Linked DNA regions of Homo sapiens: region 1 is linked to region 2. The links are chromatin loops, found by intact Hi-C in ENCODE. Cell type or tissue: prostate gland. All regions are shown on one strand. Links, peaks and the distances in the headings refer to the core of each region. The heading gives the core; the rest is flanking DNA.

Evidence for each region. Hi-C counts contacts between places; a loop is a spot of excess contacts. Peaks named below come from ENCODE experiments on the same cell type or tissue, not always from the same donor. Only the 100,000 strongest peaks of a DNase experiment are listed, where the experiment ranks them.
Region 1: a loop joins it to region 2, with 1.9 times the contacts of the local background. A loop is called at or near these places in 5 of 110 quality-filtered maps.

Annotation. Positions count from the first base shown.
Region 1 is chr12:15,680,315-15,689,712 of GRCh38, reverse strand. It overlaps EPS8 (EGFR pathway substrate 8, signaling adaptor), which reads left to right. Exons shown (of 21, transcript NM_004447.6): 2 at 6,741-6,820; 3 at 8,411-8,487. The coding sequence starts at 6,762. Among named protein-coding and RNA genes, the nearest start is that of EPS8, 100 kb to the left of the region's middle. In prostate gland, for the core only: no CTCF peak of the experiment used is centred there; no DNase peak of the experiment used is centred there.
Region 2 is chr12:15,624,199-15,633,596 of GRCh38, reverse strand. It overlaps EPS8 (EGFR pathway substrate 8, signaling adaptor), which reads left to right. Exons shown (of 21, transcript NM_004447.6): 18 at 1,933-2,155; 19 at 9,190-9,370. Among named protein-coding and RNA genes, the nearest start is that of EPS8, 160 kb to the left of the region's middle. RefSeq lists a cis regulatory region at 4,264-4,277 and an enhancer at 4,198-4,342. In prostate gland, for the core only: no CTCF peak of the experiment used is centred there; a DNase peak (open chromatin) is centred at 4,266; H3K27ac peaks cover 2,769 bases.

The DNA of each region.
Region 1 (9,398 bases), core at 943-8,942, 56 kb before region 2:
GCACAGTGACTATAGTTAATACTAATGTTTTGCGTATTTCAAAATAGCTAACAGAGAGGGTTTTAAATGTTCTTACCACAAAGAAATGATAAATATTTGAGGTGTTGGATATGCTAATTAGCCTGATTTAATCATTTCATAGTTATACATGTATCAAAGCACTACATTGTACACTATAAATATATACAATTATTATTTGTCAATTAAAAACAAAACAAAACTTTTAAAAAAGATGTTTTTAGAGTATGTTTTTCCATCTTCCCACCCAGCTGGTTTATGTCAGGCCCTGGTAGGTCTTTTTCTGTTTGCTTTTGTAAAGTATGTTGAGCTGTACTAATTTAGCATGTGGTGCTGTTATGGAAAAAGGATATTTAGCATTAAAAATATATTTAATCCTAGTTTTCTCAGTAAATACTCTTCCTTTCCAAAAACTAGCATTTTTAATACCTTATTTTAAGAAGAGTTGATTAGAATAAAGAATATAATTGCACATCCGAGCAAATAAAACTGAAAACTTTTGGCAAGCACACAGTGGTCAAACTATCACACAATGGTGTAACTTACTGAAAAAAAAAAAGGGATATAAGTCAGTCAGATCAGAGTTTGAGTTCTGCTTCTAATTTTAGCTTCTTCTGTTACTGAAACAAGAAAAGTTCCTTTGTCCCCCTCGCAGGGCATGCAATGTCGGTGTGGCTTGTTTCTTCAGTGCCCCGCTGCTCAGACCTCTAGGGGAGCATGCAGACTGGCAGGCTGTGAGGTTCCAATCCCACAGCAGTGTCTAGGAGTGAATGTTTACAGATGAAGCCCCCGTGGGCGAGTGTTACAGGGTGCTCTTTTAGTTTTGCTGTCTATAGACAGCTTGTGTTAACCAGCTCAATTAGATCCTCTACCTTATTGCAAGGACAGGGGGTTTTCTGTATCCTGGGGTTATTGCCTTGGCGTATGGGAAGAATCGGATCACACGTGGGCTTAGAGAATGAGTGCAGGGTTTTATTGAGTGGAGGTAGCTCTCAGCAGATGGGGGAGCCACAAGGGAGAATGGTTTTCCCCTGGAGTCCGGCTGCCCCTGCTAAACTCCAAATTCCGCGTCATTCTGCTGGTTAGTGGCCTGCAGCATGCTAGTGCCTGTTGGTGTGTTCCTCTGCCGATGTGCCCCTCTCAATGTCCAGCTGCTTATGTGCCTGCCTGCTAGGTTCTCAGGGTGTTTATAGGCACAAAATGGGGGCGTGGCAAGCCAGGCTGGTCTTGGGAAATGCAACATTTGGGCAGGAAAACAAAAATGCCTGTCCTCATCTAGGTCCATGGGGGTGGAGCCCTAACCAGTGACCCCGCCTTCCTCTACCCAGCACTTCCTTTCCCCACTTCTGTATTATTTAAAGGGACCACTCCCTTCCCTTCCGTATCATTACCACTTAGGCAAATGACTTAACCGCCTTGAGGCTGTCATCTCACCCATAAAATAGAGCCAATAACTAGCTGATAATGTTGTTTTAAGGATAAAGTGAGGTGATATTTGTAAAATGTCTTATGAACTGGGGGCTCATTAAATGTTTTCTTTCCCTTTCTCCTTTGTGTTCACTTCTGCCTATGATTTTACCTTAGATGCAAATAAGACATTACTTTTCAGTCATTCATGGTACTATGTGATTTTATTAAGCTTCAAAATACCACACAAATGGCAGTCTGTTTGTTTCAATTTCTTCATCTATAAAATGAGAATGAAGAATAGTACTTCCTTCAAAAACTAATGTCAAGATTAAGACAATAGAATGCATTTAGCATGATACCTGATGCAGAGTTAAAACTCAATAAATAGAAGTGATTCTTTTTAAAATTAGCATAGTTTCCCAAGTCAGTAAAATATCAAAACATTTTGAACTGAGATATTAGTAATTTCCATGTATAGTATAGCATCCAGTAGTACATGTGTGCTGATGATGTCATCATAGCAACTCAGGGAATAGACAAGAACTGGAGGGAAATATAATAGTAGTATTAGAATATGTCTATGCCTCTTTTCTTTATTAGCCCTTCCTATGAACACCATCACAATAGCAAACATAATTAGTGCTAAAGTAGTTCTTTCTAAAGTTGCATATTAAATTTTGTTATAAGTAGTTTTCTTCAGCCACTTGTTAACCAAACAACATTCTGATTTGATCATAGACTTTTCCCAAAATTATGTTCTGATTTATAAACAGCTTAAGAATTTTGTCATAAAGAAAGAGGAACTAAGTTAACTATTTTAAGTGATTTTATTGTGTTGACTTAAAGGCATAAAACTACTCCATTTACATTGATACTGGTGTTGAGAAAATACTGTTCTTCTATATGGTCTAGAAATTGTGATACCTTCACAGGCATTAACCACATTATTGTTACAAGAACTTAATATCCTTATTAGTTTTTTGAGTTTATTCACACATAAAAATTCTTTGTTAATTGATATTTGAAAAAATAGCATAGAAAAATACATGGTGCCGTCTTTACCAATGGTACTGGAAAGAGATATTAAAACGTGATTGCTCTAGAAGACATTGCAGGAGACAAAATGTGTGATGATTTAAGAGGTTTAAAGAAGATTTTTTTTTTAATGTTTGAAACAAAATCATTGTTAGACAATGTCACAAAGTATTGGTGGAAATTAAGTTTCACTGATCTTTTAGTGAAAATCCTAAGTAATGATAATACCCCCTCCCACTTGGTTGTAACTTAGACTGGGAGACATAAATTAAATTAAATTGAAACCTAGACATAGATGTTTCAATATCATATCCAAACACACAAAAACACACTTCTGTAGATAAAAAAATCTGTGATATTTTCTGAGAACACAAGTCATTTGAAGGACAGTTAAATATGCAGAGAGTTACTAATTATGTGGCAGCAAGATTGGGTAAGTAGTTTTCTAATATTGAGTCATGACTACATACTCATCTACCAATTTGAAAATTGATATGAGATGCAAGCAAGAGTAAAGAAAAGGAATCTAAAACTTATATTTGAGGATCTTAAAACCTTCTGATACAAATTTAATTTGCTGAGTTAACCTTATAGCCTTGTTTATTTCTTCTTAGTCATTTTTTATATATTCCATTTCCTTTCTTTTTGAAAATTATAGTGTGTTACATTTTTCATTCGCTTAACTTAGATCTTAAATTTATCATTTGTATCCTTCTAATTGCCAAAGAATTTTATTTTCTGTAGAAAATAAAGATAAAATTATAGTAACTACGACTTACTAAAAGTGTTTTCATAAGGAAATTGATGCTGTTACTTAAAATCAAATATAGCTGACCCTTGAGCAAATGCAGGGATTGGGGTGCTGACCCCCACTCAGTCAAAAATCTGTGTATAACTTTGACTCCTCTAAAACATATACTAATAGCCTACTGTCTACCTAAGATCATATAAATAGTTGATTAACGTATTTTGTATATGTATTATATATTCTAAAATAAAGTAAGCTAGAGAAAATACTTAAGAAGGAGAAAATATGTTCACTATTCATGAAATAGAAGTGGATCATCATGAAGGTCTTCATCCTTGTCTTCATGTTGAGTAGGCTGAGGGAGAAGAAGTGGAGGGGTCGGTTTTGCTGTCTCTGGGTGGCAGAGGTGGAAGAAAATTTGCTTGTAAGTGGACTCTGCAGTTCACCCTCCTCTTGTTCAGGAGCCAACTGTAGGTGGTAGCTATTATGATGGCTTTAGTGTATACTTTCAGCAGAATTATGTAGTTAGTGTGATTAACTGCATTTGTGAGTCATTAAACTTAAAAGCGATTAAAAAAACCTTTGTCTCTTTAGTTTTTAGGTTGCTTTAACAGTTTATAAAAATAAAAACACTTAATTTTTCAGTTAGAGTTGATCATTATTTTAAATTGTGTATATGGGTATAAACTGGGTATGTCTTAAAAGCCTAATGGAAAAAAAGACAAACATTTGTAATTGTTTCCTCCGCATGGTATACACTGCAATCGCTCAAATTGGGTATTTGAAAGCCTCCATATTTGCCACATGAGCCGCCGTGATAAGTGAAACTGTGATTGCCAAATGACAAAAAGTTTCTATATTTAAAATTCAATTTAGCAAATTGCCATTTTCTATCCCCTTTTCTAATGTTCTCTTATTCTAACAGATCACTATTTTAAAACAAAAGAGAGACCATGCATTTATTTGATTGTCATGAAGAATTAAACATGAAAAGATGAGATGCTGTGGCTATCACTTTTCATTAAAACCAGCTGCTGTGGTTTTAAAACGCAAACCAGATCAAAATCAGCACAAACCCTGGGGGTTTAATTTATATACTGAATGAACCAGCTTGCTTTGAAAGAACACTTCTTTTTTTTTCAGTTTTGGAAGAAACTTGCACATCTATCTCATTTCATCTTTACACTAGCACTGTGAGCTCGGAAGACGAAGAATTATCTCTATTTTACTGACGAGGACATTGAGACAGAGGCCAGAGGCTTAATTGACTTTCCTAGCCCAGTTAGTGCCAGGAATAGTGTTAAAATTCCAGACTATCTCTAGTTCCATAATGTTATTCCAGGCCTCTGTTCTGGCCCAAATTATAGAACGTAGCAATGATGTGCTGCAGTTGGATCCTTAGCCAATCGTGAAGAATTTAGGAATTTTGTAAGCTGCTGTTAAACCACTGACTGCTTGAAATTGGCCATGGTGGGAATATTTATACCATGGAAAACAATAAGCACTACAAATCAGGCCCTCTGCCTTGTCCCACCCTGAGAATTGGTTTACCAGCACACCACTGATTGTATCCAAGTGTAAACTGAAGAAGGAAAACAACAAAAATGGAGCACAGCAATGTAATATACATGTAATTTTATAAGTACATGCATGTATAGGGCAGAGGCCGATCTTTCTTTGCTTCTTAATTTATAAATGTGCTTTTAAGCAGTGGATAGGAAAGCTTAAATTAAAGTCCAGTGTTTTGAGGGCCATTCTTACCCATTTTTTTAAGAACTAGGTCAAGTCCCAGCCCTTCCAGAAAGTAATGACAGTCTTCATGGCCTTTTCCCTCTCCGAACTTCTAGCAGATTTAAAATAGAGCTACATATGTTGGGACTTAATTCCTTACTATTTGTTTTACATGAATTAACTTTGTTTCCCTAAGAATACAATAAACTCTTTGAAGAGTGGGACATGGATTTCCTTCTTTCTTTCTTTGAATAAATATTTAATGAACACCTATTCTGTGCCTGGTACCCTTCTTCTTATTTGAAAAGCAGAAGTCATCAAACAAAAATTCAAGCCTTTTGGGGGCTAAGAGTTTAGTGAAGAGTCAGGTATTAATTTAAGTAAAGGAAAAGTTATGAATGTGATAAATGCTTTGAAAAATTGTCTATAGTATGGAGAGTGTCTGATAGTGGGATTTTATCTATCCAGGACGGTCAGTAAAATCTTCCCCTGAGGACATTGTGATTGAACTGAGATCTGAAGAATGAGACAGAATTAACTCGAAGTGACCAGATCTTGAATATTATTTCTTTATGTAGGCTTTCTGTGCTCTTCCAATCAGAGTTAAGTTCTGTTATTATTTGCATCCGTGTTATGATGAATGTTCCCTTTGTAATGATAAGTACAACTTAAAATTTTACACTTATTCATTATCTGTTTCCCCCCACTAGACTGTTGGCCCTATAGTTGGGACCATGTCTGTTTGGTTCACTTTGGTGGTCCCAATATCCATCACAGGACCTGAAACTTAATAATCAATATTTGTTCATGCTTTCACCCCCTTGGCCCATAAAGCTGGGGTATGTCCTGCCTAACTCACAGTTATTGAGAGGACATAGTAATATAATATATTTGAAAAGACAAAATTCAGAAAACTAAGGCAGGATCCAGGATAGCTTAGTGACACAAACCCGGAGAGGACCAAATATCCAGGAGTGAAAAGAAACAAATTGGGTACAGCAATGTTATCTAGAAGAAAGAAAAGGCCATTCCATTTGGTAAAGAGGAAGTTTTACTAATTATTTGTCTTGTTTGAAGGAAGTTTGTTCAATCTGTAAAATAGATTTAAAAATGGTTTTTGAGGTTAAATATCTGATATTGATTTTTAAAGTTATTTTCTTGTGAAAAGTAAAAGAAGTGTGTAAATGAAAAGTTTCTTGAAAAAAGGATGTGTCCATGTGCATTTGTGCATTTGACAAAGCACATGTTGTCAAATGTGCTTTGAAGGAAAGAAGAAATAAAAGAAGGAAGGGAGGAAAGAAAACCACTTGTAGGCAAAAAGACTGCAAGGTAACTGTTACCTGGTTCTCTGTAAATGATAGGGCTCTGGGTGATACTTTTTGCTTTTGTACTTTTCTGTATTTCTCAACTTTTTAAATTAAATGAGTTTATATTACTTTTATAATGGAATAGTAAACAAAATAACATCTCATAAAATTGATAGTTGATTATGAGTTTGGGCAGAATGTAGAATTATGTCTATATGCTTTGAGAACTCAGAACTATATTTTAGATTTTTCTTTTGTTCACCTAAATCTGCTTATAATTTTAGCATATTAATTTTAAATGCCAGTTGGATCTTTGTTTAAATGTTCATCTATACCTCTGGGGCCTGAGCTCTTTGAGGGTGGAGATCTTTATCTTTGCATTTCTACTATAATTCCTGGCAGCAACACATATTTGTTGAATGAATAACTTTTGAAACTGAGATGTCTTGACCTTTTTATTGCCTTTAATCTATGTGTCTTTCTTTTTTTAGAACACACAAGTGAAAGACACAATGAATGGTCATATTTCTAATCATCCCAGTAGTTTTGGAATGTACCCATCTCAGATGAAGTAAGTTGAAAAGTTTATATTTAATATGTTTTGGGGGAATTTGATTTGGTGATTTTAATTGTTTTATATTTTTAGTGAAAAGATTACTTTCGTTGTGTAGTTCAGTAGTTCATTCCTCATTAATATGTAATATCTTTGTTACAACACATGTTATTAAAAGTTTACTATGTCTGATAAGAATAAGATGGTAAAGTAAATAGCCTTATGATAATGATATTGATCTCACACTTGGAAGATGTTTCTGTTTCATTCTAGTACTTTATGCATTCTTGCTTTTCATGGTTGAATATATAATCTACTTCAGAGCTTTGAATTTCTGTGGTGCATTCTGTTATTGTTATTTATAAAATATTGGCATTTGAGAAGGGTTAAATGTCATTTAGTATAAACTAATCAAGTTATTTACCACTGTGTAAAACTAGAAAAGATCAGGCAAACTAACAAAATATTTCCAGTGGGTCCAGGTATAACTTGAAATCATAACCCTGACTTAATTGGCCATTGTCTTATGTATTACGATTAATGTTATTATTTGACATTGGCCATTGTGGTATATATTTTACTCATCATTTTTTCATAACAGGTAATGTTTACTATTTTGAGAGAATAAAATAAAATGTAATTCTTAATCATGATGCTAAAAGCCCTCAATCTGCCACAGCTTCTCCAGTCATTCGTCTATTCTGGGAATGTTACATTAACTGCATCTTTCCACAGACACTGTGCTATTTCTTGAGTCAGTTCCACGTACCTTTTCCTCACTTGATTCTCTGCCTGTTTATAGAGCTTCTTTCCATTCATTTAGATTCTGCTTGTGTCAATGCGGTAGTAAAGTTTTCTTAGATATGTTGATGAAGAGTTAGTCCTTCTTTGATTTTACATGTCATATCTATTAGTTTTACCCAGATATCACATTCTATTATAATTATTTTATGTACTTATTTTATTGACAGCACCCTGTTTCCCCCTCCCATAGTCCTTATTCTTCTAGGTTTTGGGTCTTACAAAAATGTTCACTGAAAAAATGAGTAAAATTCAAATAAAGCACTATTTATTTCACATAACATATTAGTAGCAAGAGGTTAGATAGCCTCCTGCATAGCTGGGATTACAGGTGCCTGCCACCATGCCTAGCTAATTTTTTTTTTTTTTTTTTTTTTTTTTGAGACAGAGTCTCGCTCTGTCACCAGGCTGGAGTGCAATAGCGCGATCTTGGCTCACTGCAACCTCCACCTCCCGGGTTCATGCGATTCTCCTGCCTCAGCCTCCCGAGTAGCTGGGATTACAGGCATGCGCCACAACGCCCGGCTAATTTTGTATTTTCGGTAGAGATGGGGTTTCTCCATGTTGGTCAGGCTGGTCACGAACTCCTGACCTCAGGTGATGTGCCCACCTCGGCCTCCCAATGTGCTGGGATTATAGGCGTGAGCCACCGTGCCTGGCCATCAGTATGTTCTTTTAAACACGTGGTGATTATAGTGCATTGGAATTTTTATTTTCTAGTTGAGTTTCTGTTACTTATATTGGACTTTAACCCAACACAATGACCTTTTTATATTATTATTATTATTATTATTATTATTATTACAGTGGCTACGGATCATCACCTACCTTTTCCCAGACGGACAGAGAACATGGTTCAAAAACAAGTGCAAAGGCCCTTTATGGTAGGTTTGTTTATTTGATAGGGTATAATTTTGTTTCTAACCACTTTTTACAAATTACATTTTCAAACTCATGGTTTGAACCCACACATTTAATATTGTTTGGAATGAGGCAGTGATAGCTAAATAAGGATTATTTTAAAGAAGAGTTTTTATAAAAACTACCAAAGCCATGAACTCTGCTTGCTGTTATGCATTTTAGAACTACAGATGAAATGTATTGCAGTGCTTTCAAAAGTCCTATGCATGGTGCCAATGCCCTAGGTGGCTTTTCCCATTTACTACTTGTAATAATGTTTGTTGATCTTTGTGACTGATCTAGTTGGTGGTGGGCTGACAGGTGACAGAACGTTTTCCTGATAGCTCTTGAATTTTGGGGGGTATTATTACAGTATGTCTAATAGATGTTATATAATTTCTTTATGCACTGCAAAATGATTATGCTTTTTCCCTGATCTTACTTCCAGTGCCCTCTCTGGATTGTCTCACATATACATACTATTTTTTACACTTCAGATACAAAATAGAAGTCATAAGTAACAAGAAGTCGAGGACTCCTGAAGTTTGCCACATATGTTTAGGATGGCATTTATTTGTATAGGGTCTGGATGGCCACTTTTATTGTATAACAATAAAGAATGAGAATAATATTGTGGTTAATAGCAAAGACTCTGGAACCAGACTTCCTAGGTTCAAATTCAGTTATTTATTATCTGAGTGATCTTGGGCAAATTAATTTACCTGCGTGTGCCTAATTTTGCTTATCTGTGTAATGGGGGTATCTCACAGGGTTGAAATGAGCATTAAATAAGTTAGTACATGCAAAATACTTAGAACTGTTCTTGGCAAGTAGAAAACACTGTATGTGTTTGCTATTATTATTGTTGATATTATCGATATTATGTGCTATAGGA
Region 2 (9,398 bases), core at 518-8,517:
GCATGAATGAAATAAAGCACAGAACATTTGGTGAGTTTGTTTTCAGGCTTGATTGTGACAGTAACACAGTTTATTCACTTTCTCACAATAGTATTTGATGAATAGCAAAAGCAAAAATTATGAATCATATGGAAAGCAGGGCTCATGGCATTTTTGTTTGTTTAGGCTTTAAAAACAATAATTGAAACTATGATGCTTTTGAAACACTAATGTGAGAATTCATTTGCCCTTCATGAAATTACGTGCAGAGGACATTCTTGTCAAGGGAACATTGCATATACATTAATCAGATGACTTTGGTGTGTGCTAAGTATTACATTCTGGTGATGTTTGCTGTATTTTGACTGCTTTAAGTATTTTATTGGCCCAAATATAGGAAGATTGTTTGTGGGGAATAATAATAACAATTCATTCTTTCATTCTAATACAGTATTGAATACATTAAAAATATTTCTAAGCCTTGAATGCTAAGGGGATTAGCAACTCAGTTTCTGTCCCACCTAACTCCTTCTCTTACTCTGAGAATCTTACCCTTTACTCCCTCCTTCCCTCCTGTCCTGCCTCTCTCCTCCTTGCCCTCCTTCTTCCCTCAGCATCTACCAGCATTATAAACACTCCTTTCAGATATACTTCCATCCTTTCATAATACGCTTCCCACTTCCTTGACCCCATCCCACTGGTCAGTGAGTAGTAGAGCGAGCTGAAAAGAATGAGGGCTCCTTCCCACACCGGTTTCCACAGGTGTTAGTCATTTGCCGTGAAGTGGACTGATGAAGGTTGATGTGTTGTTTTTGAGTAATAGTTTAATTAAAAAGTGATGTGTCTGTGTGTGGTGTGTATTTTTGTTTTTGATCTCTGTGGAAATTGGGAGGACTCTGTTAAAATCAATACTACCTGATATTTGGGCCATTTTAGAATTTAAAAGTAAATACTGTTCTAATCAAAGGACCAGATTACCAAAAGGTCTTTTTGCATGTAATATGCTAATCCTAAATTAGAATAATTAAAATTGTGCCAGTGCAGTATCTAAACTTTGCCTTAATTACAAATAATTGTCCTGTATCTTTGATTCTAAAAAGAAAATGTGCCTTTTGAGAATTTGGAGACTCTCACAATGCATTATCTATTAAAATTATTTTACTTAGATTTAAAGTGTTAACTATTATGTGTGTTTTAAATAGGGAATATGCACAAATGCTGTTTTATAAGTATGCCTAACAATCATGATTTTAAAATTATTAAAAAGCATTTTGTCACACCTACCTTTTTTAATACAAATGGCCACAGGTCCCTTTCTAGTATTCGTTTGTAAGTTGCAATCATAAACATTTAAAGACCATACCATTACCCTCACAACCATCCACCCCGTGACATTTCCATTTTAACAAGGGAAATTTCTAATTTTAATAAATTAGCATTAAGATGATGGCAGAAAAAGTTATGCCTTGAACAAAATAATACCAATATTTTAAAATTATTTATTGGAAACAAAATTAAAAATCTTTGAATATAGCGTACATTTAAAATGAGTAAGTGATGCTTTATGCTGTTGACATTTAGACTTCCAGTGCAATTGGAAATTATTATTAGCATAAATTAAAAAATAATTATAAATCTTTCTGCCTCCCCTCATCTTGTGTGATTCCAAGCCCAAATTCTGTTTTCTTGACATTTATTACTATAATACTACTATTTGCTATTGACGTAGCCTTGTGACTCCTTAACTAATGTTTTGACTTTGAACAAATTATGTAGAATGTTTAAAATATGATTTTTAATGGTCATTATACCATATAGGATTACAGATAAATGAGTAATGGGTTTGCAAGTAAGTTTAAAAATAGCCAACAATGTCCTATCAAAGTATAATTTGTTTTCCTAGCCTAGGTTTATATTTTTTAAATTTTAAGTTAATTATTTGTCTTTTTATAGAAACAAAGGATGGAGTATGGCCCAAGACCAGCTGATACTCCCCCTGCTCCATCACCTCCTCCAACACCAGCTCCTGTTCCTGTTCCCCTTCCCCCTTCCACTCCAGCACCTGTTCCTGTGTCAAAGGTCCCAGCAAATATAACACGTCAAAACAGCAGCTCCAGTGACAGTGGTGGCAGTATCGTGCGAGACAGCCAGAGACACAAACAACTTCCGGTGGACCGTAAGTTTCCCAGGGAGGCAAAAAATGTCTTCTGCAAATTAAAAGCACTACTAAGTAAAATATTGTTTACTGCTGATTCTACTTGTATTAAAGTCCTTTATACTTGCATGGTACTTAATAGATTGCAAAGATTTTCACCTGGTTTCTCATCAGCTACGTAGTTCTGAGAAACAGGAAGTATTCTCTCCACTCTCTAATGCATGCCTTTCTACTCCTTTTCCAATCTGTTATGATAATTGAATGCAGACTCTGGAGCCAGACATCCTGGAATTTGTATACCAAAACAACACTTGCCAGCTTCCTGACCTTCAATGATTTAATTATCCTCTCAGCACTTCAATATCTAAAAAGTGGAGAAAAATAATAGTATCTGCTTCATAGGATAAGTGTGAGGATTTAATGAGATAATGCATAGAAAGCATCTACTTCAGTGCTTCTCAGCCAGGAGCGATTTTGTCTTCTTCTCCATCCTTCTGAGGACATTTGATATTGCCTGAAGACATTTTTGGTTGTCAAAACTGGGGGGATGCTACTGATGTCTAATGGGTAGAGACCAGGGACACTTAGCAACAATTACAATGCACAGGACAGTCCCCAGCAACAGAGTTATCTGGCCCAAAATATCAATGGTGCTGAGGTTGAAAACCCCTGACTGATTTTGACCCCTGTATGACACGTAATATGCAGTCACTAACTACATCCTGCTGTCGCCATCATCATCATCATCATAACCTTCCTACTTCTCTTCCTCTTGTTTGCTATTCACAGTAGCTGCACAATCACACTATGTTAATATAATCACCTGCCAATAGTAGTCTCAGATTTAGCCTCCAAATTCAAATTTCATGTGACTTACACTTCAGTGCCATATTTTCATAACTTGAAATTTGATGTTTCATATAAATGGTTTCTATGAAAACCATATTTAAGTAAACTAAAAAGACACTATGACCAACTTTGGATTATCCTTATTTGTATTATTGGTGAATAGCAGTGTAGATATTTTGAAAACTGAAGGTAGTTTTAAGATAAATTTTGTTTAACCTTGTAGTATATGGCATGTCAATTTAATCTCCAAATTTGGTGTTTTAAACGTATTATAAAGTTACTTGGCTTTACCTATACTTGATGTGTAAAAACTCTTGGAAAACCAGAGCTATGAAGATATTTCATATTTCCCCAATATGACAAAAGTATATGAAGTGTGTGTGTGTATGTGTGTGTGTGTGTGTGTGTGAGTGAGAGAGAGATAGAGAGACAGAGAGAGAGAGATGGATATCTATCTTTCCCTCAATGTGGGCCTCTCTTAGGGTTCTGCCTTCGTTTTCCACATAAACATACTTTTACTGTAGTTCATTCTATTTCCATTTCTTTCAATACTATTTATATTGTTGGGAAAAGAATGATTCCCAAATTAGTCATCGTATTAAAACTCATCTCTGACATCCAGATACCAGTATGGAACTATTAACTTTATAGCTGAGATTGGATGCTTTCTATTTATGTTCAAAACTAAATGGCTGAATCTTTCACTCCCATTTTCATCCTACTGTTTTTCTCACGTCAGTAAGTTATTGCCACATCTGTTCAGTTGTGGACATTCTTGATAAAATAAAAAATAAAAAAGACACTAAAACTATTACTATTTAACAATTCTAAAAATTCTGGTTAAATGCAATAAGCATAAGCCTACTTTTACTCATTAATTTTTCTCCCACGGTATGTCCAATTTAAATGACTGTCATATCTATCTTGCCAGGAAACTAAAGGAAAAATGAAGTTTTGGAAAAGTGATTAGCTCTTTCTGTACAGCAAAAACAACTGTGTGCGTGAGTGTGTAGAACCATAATAAAATAGAATATGCTACTAAGTTTTTAAAATTATGTGGAGTTTTTAAAAAGAGTTTTCTTTTTCAAATACACTAAAGACATAGTTTTAAGATGAGAAATTTCTATAAATATTTTTATTGAGTTCCCTAAGGAGAAAACTTCCTCTTAGAAATGACTGTTCTCTTCTTTATTCTTCCCACAAGTTTATAGCATTTCCCTCCGTAGAGACGTCAGCACAGTCATCTTTGACACGGTGGGACTCTTTATCCAGGCCTAGCTAGGATCAAAGTTCATCGGCCTCCAGTCCCCATTTGGAGCAGTGTGTGGGTTAGGACAGTCTGTTCTTTGTTCACGCTGAGAAACCAAGAATAACCTAGTGGGAAAGAGGCATAGTTTGCATACTTTTAAAGATAGAGAACTCTCCTGATAATTGTGACTCATCATGTTGAAGTCTGTTTTTCATAAGTAAAAGGGTGGCATTGGTGTATAAAATATAAACATCTCTCCCAAAATTAACACACATACTTGTTTCCTTAGAATATTAAAAATCTTACAATATATTTGCAACTTATGTAAGTTCCTTTTTAAAATATCTCAAAAATACAGTTTGGCATTAAATAAATATATTTCTTTTTATAAAACAAATATTTCTTGATAACTTTATTGCAGAACAGTTTTTCTCTGAATGAATGTTGGGGCTTAATGTTCTTTTAGAACCAGACAGTAGCACATATTTCAGTGTGTGTTTATTGATAGCCAAATTTCTCTCAAAATATGCCTACTCATCTACCCACATTCTCTGCTTACTGCCTAAACTTCTGGTAAAAATAAAATGAAAGGAACTAGGAAGTAAATACTCATAGAAATCTATCAAGTAGCAGCTATGAACAGGGGAAAAAAGCCAACATGCCTGTTTTTACAACGTAGCAAGTGGCAAGAGTGAAGCCCTTTTGTGGAAGTCTGTGTGTTGCCTATTCAAAATAACTGTGAAGCCTTGTGTCATAGAAGCTATTCAGGCTGTTTTATCGCAGGATCCCAAAAGGTTCTCCTTTTATCGCTTTTAAGATGCCAAACTTTAGTTGCTTTGTATTTCTCCCATTTCCTTTGAAATGGTAGTCCTTTTATTCGAATTTAATCTTTTGTAATCAGAGTGTTACTTTAGAAAGGTGTAAAGTTATTCTGGTTTGCTGTTGTGTGTTAGAACATTGGAAATGGAAAGCAAAAGCCCAGGAACATGTTAGGTGGAGGTTTTTTTGTCCTTCCTGGAAGAAAACTATGCTGTGGACTGGTGATGATTGATATACTGACTAAGTCAGCAGATGAGAAACCAAATCTTTTAGTGTGGTGATACATTTTATTTTTTATTCTTTTGAGATGCACTCATATGCTGTTTGACAGTTTGTTGTAGTGATTTTTTAAAAGGTAGCTAATGAAATGCACATAATGTATACTTAAATGTAACAATCAATAGTATTCTCTCTTACTCTCTCTAGCACCCCCTACTCCTCCCTCCCTCCCTCCCTCCCCTTTTCCCCTTTTTTGATTACTTCAAAAGATTTCCTAGATACTTGAGGCATTAAAAAAAATTAGACTGAAATAACACTAACTATTCACACTTTCCCTTATTTCCCAGGGGCACCAAACACTTTCTAAAACCCTTTCCCTAGGGGGGAAAAATCATAGAACATTGGTCACAAAAAGCTCCCTAAGTGACCAGGTTATTGTCACTTGCCAACTTAATTAGATTGTTCTTATTTCTTGAAAGTGAAAACAAACAACGAACATAATGTACCTATGTATATATACACACATATTTTAAAATACACAGACACATGATTCCCCTTCCTGTACTTTTATGCCTTTCCTATTTTTGTCATGACAGTATGTTCATATACACACACATCTTTTCCATTAGCATAAATGGCTAGGAAAAAGGAGTAGCTAGGGAAGTTAATCAAAGGTGATTTTAATGACTTTGGCTATAAAACAGCCCTCTGCTGAAAGTCAGAAGATCCAGTTCTAGCTAAATTATTCTACTAATTGAAATGTGACTTTGACAGATCATTTCTCTGTTTTTGGCCTTCATTTTCTTATCTGGTTATGTAAGGGGTTTGTACATGATGATTCTCAAAGTCTCGGTGAAAAAGTCAGCAGAATGCCTCATTCATTCATTTATTCAACAAGTATTTATTGAATTAAAGCACCGTTCCACGTATTAGGATATAGATGCAAGCAAAAAAGGGAAGCATCCTTTTTCTCCTCAGGCTTATATTTTAATGAAAGGAGGTAGGTTAAAAAACGATTAAGTTGGCTGGGCGCGGTGGCTCATGCCTGTAATCCCAGCACTTTGGGAGGCCAAGGTGGGTGGATCACGAGGTCAGGAGATTGAGACCATCCTGGCCAACAGGGTGAAACCCCATCTCTACTAAAAATACAAAAATTAGTTGGGCATGGGCATGGTGGCACACGCCTATAGTCCCAGCTACTCCATAGGCTGAGGCAGGAGAATCGCTTGAACCCAGGAGGCGGAGGTTGCAGTGAGCCAAGATTGTGCCACTGCACTCCAGTATGGCAACAGAGTGAGACTCTTTCTCAAAAAAAAAAAGATGATAGACAAAACTATCTATCAAGAAGGTGGTAAGTGGTTTGGAGACTAATAAAACTATGTGGATAGAGAGTGCTTTTGGGGAGGGATTGCAGTTTTATATACATCAGGGGAAATAGAAAGGTGGGGAGGAGTAAGCTATGTGGAGATGCGGGGGAAAGCATTCCAGACAGAGCAGACTAGAGTGGCCTTTAAATTTGAAGAGCACCAAGGGAGCCATTGGGAGCAAGAGTGAAGGGCTCCAGAAGAGTTGTGGAGTGGCTTTAGAGTGGTGGAGGTCTTGTAGGGCCTTTTACTGGGAGTAATTAGGATCACTTGGGAATGTTTTGAGCAGAGGGGCTGCAACATCTGACTTGCATTTTTTTTTTTTTTTTTTTTTTGAGACGGAGTCTTGCTCTGTTGCCAGGCTGGAATACAGTGGCGCTATCTTGGCACACTGCAACCTCCGCCTCCTGGGTTCAAGAGATTCTCCTGCCTCAGCCTCCCGAGTAGCTGGGGCCACAGGCACATGCCACCACGCCCAGCTAATTTTTGTATTTTTAGTAGAGACTGGGTTTCACCATGTTGGCCAGGATGGTCTCGATTTCTTGACCTTGTGATCCGCCTGCCTCAGCCTCCCAAAGTGCTTGGATTACAGGCATGAGCCACCTAGCCTGACTTACATTTTAAAAGAATCACTTAGTTGTTATACTGAGAAGAGAATGAAGAGAAATGGGTAGGGTGGTAGGGAGTGGAAGCAGAGAGATCTGTTAATAGGCTGGTAACTCAGACCAAGCTGGCAACAGAAAAAATACAGTGAAATCATTGGATTTTGGATACATTATGAGGTCAGACTAACAGGATCTGCTGATGGATTGGATGTAGTATAGGACAGGAATCAAGTGCAGCTCCGTGGTATTTTGCCAGAACTGGAAAGATAGAATTGTCATTAAGTGAGTTGAGAAGTCTAAAAAGCAAGTCTAAGAGTTCATAAAAGCAAGCTTCAGGAAGAAGATCGGGAATTCAGGTTTGGGCATGCTATATTTGACATGCATTTGAGCTATTTAAGAAATACCCAAATGAATATATCAAGTAGACAGCATATATGCACCCAAGTTCCGAGTAAGAGGACTGGAAAAATAATTTGGTAACCATCATCTTTTAAATGGCCATGAACCTAAGCACAGTGGTCATTGATGGAGGTAGTGCTGGCAGAGATGAGTCTCAGGAGTGTCCCCTAGAGCACCTTAATATTACTTAGTTGGAGAGATGAGAATATTCAGAAGAGGATCCAGAGAAGGGGAGTCCAGAAACATGGGAGGAAAATGAGGAGACTGTGGTATCCTGGAGGCCACAGGGAGAAAATGTTTCAAGGAGGAATCTTCTGCTTCAAATGTGTGCTGATAGGTTAAATAAGATAGTAGCTGGGAAAGAATTGGCTGGAGTTTAGCAAAGTGTAGTAGAGAGATGGGGGGAAAAGCAAAATTGAATTTCGGCGACATTAAGAGAAAATAGGAGAATGGGAATTGGAGTCCACTAGTACAGGCAACTTTTCGTGAACTTTGCTGTAAAAGGAGCAGAAAAATGGGCAGTAGCTGGGAAAGGACATGGTAAAAAGGACTTGTTTAAAGGTAACAGAAATCATAAAATAATAGCATGTTTGCAGGCTGATGAACTGATTCAGTGAAGAAGGAAAATTAATAACAGGATAAATAAGGGAGAAATGACTCAGTATTTGAATAGGCAGAGAACTTGAGGCCTAGTGCATACATGGATAGTTAGCCTTGGGAGCAGGGAAACAGCTCTTATATAACATAATAGGAAGGCAGGCAGAACATATGGGGAAAGTGCTGTTAGGAAGAACTACTAGAGGAACTTACGGAGGTTTTCTTCTAACTATTTTATTCATAAATTAGGAAATGAGATCAGCTCAAGGTGAGGATTGGGGAATAGGGTTAGAAGTTTGTAGAGAGAAAGTAGAATATATTCAATACTTGTCTAAGACAGTGGGCAGTTACATGACCTTAGGCAGGACTTCTTGGCCTTTGAGGCTGGGTTATTCTCTGCTGTAGGAGAGGCTGACATTATAGAATGTTGTGTGCATCCCAGGCTTCTACCCACTGTGTGACAGCAGCAGCCTTTCCCCTTTTTCTCCCTCAATTGTGACGACCAAAAGTGTCTCCAGATATTCCCAAATGTCCTCTGGGGCCAAAACTGTCCCCAGTTGAGAGCCACCAGTCTAAGGAAATGTAGTATAATTGTCAGGAAGCATTAACAGCCAAGTTAAGGTTCATAATCATGAATTTAACATGAGATCATTCAGCATTGTTGTGTTATATTCAGCTGTGCAGGTGCAGGCACAGAATACGCAGAAAGTTAGGTTTAACCAGGATTGGGGTTTTGCCAAAGGAGTACAATGAAGAGACTAGAGAAGAGCCAGGGAGTTATTTTAATAATTGATCATGGCATTTATACCAGGCGAGGATAAAAGTGAGGAAAGATGGTAGGAACACTAGACTGTAGGTCCTACTGGGGTCAAGGATTATAGAGATTGGGGTTCTAGAGAGGGTGATGTAATATTAGGGATTTTCAAAAAGAACCTACTCCCTGTTGGTGTCTAGGAAGGAAATCTCAGATGGAGGAAGTGCAAGATGAACTCATCCACAGACTGACCATTGGTCGGAGTGCCGCTCAGAAGAAATTCCATGTGCCACGGCAGAACGTGCCAGTTATCAATATCACTTACGACTCCACACCAGAGGATGTGAAGACGTGGTTACAGTCAAAGGGATTCAACCCTGTGTGAGTCTCTCTGTGAATACTTTGCAAT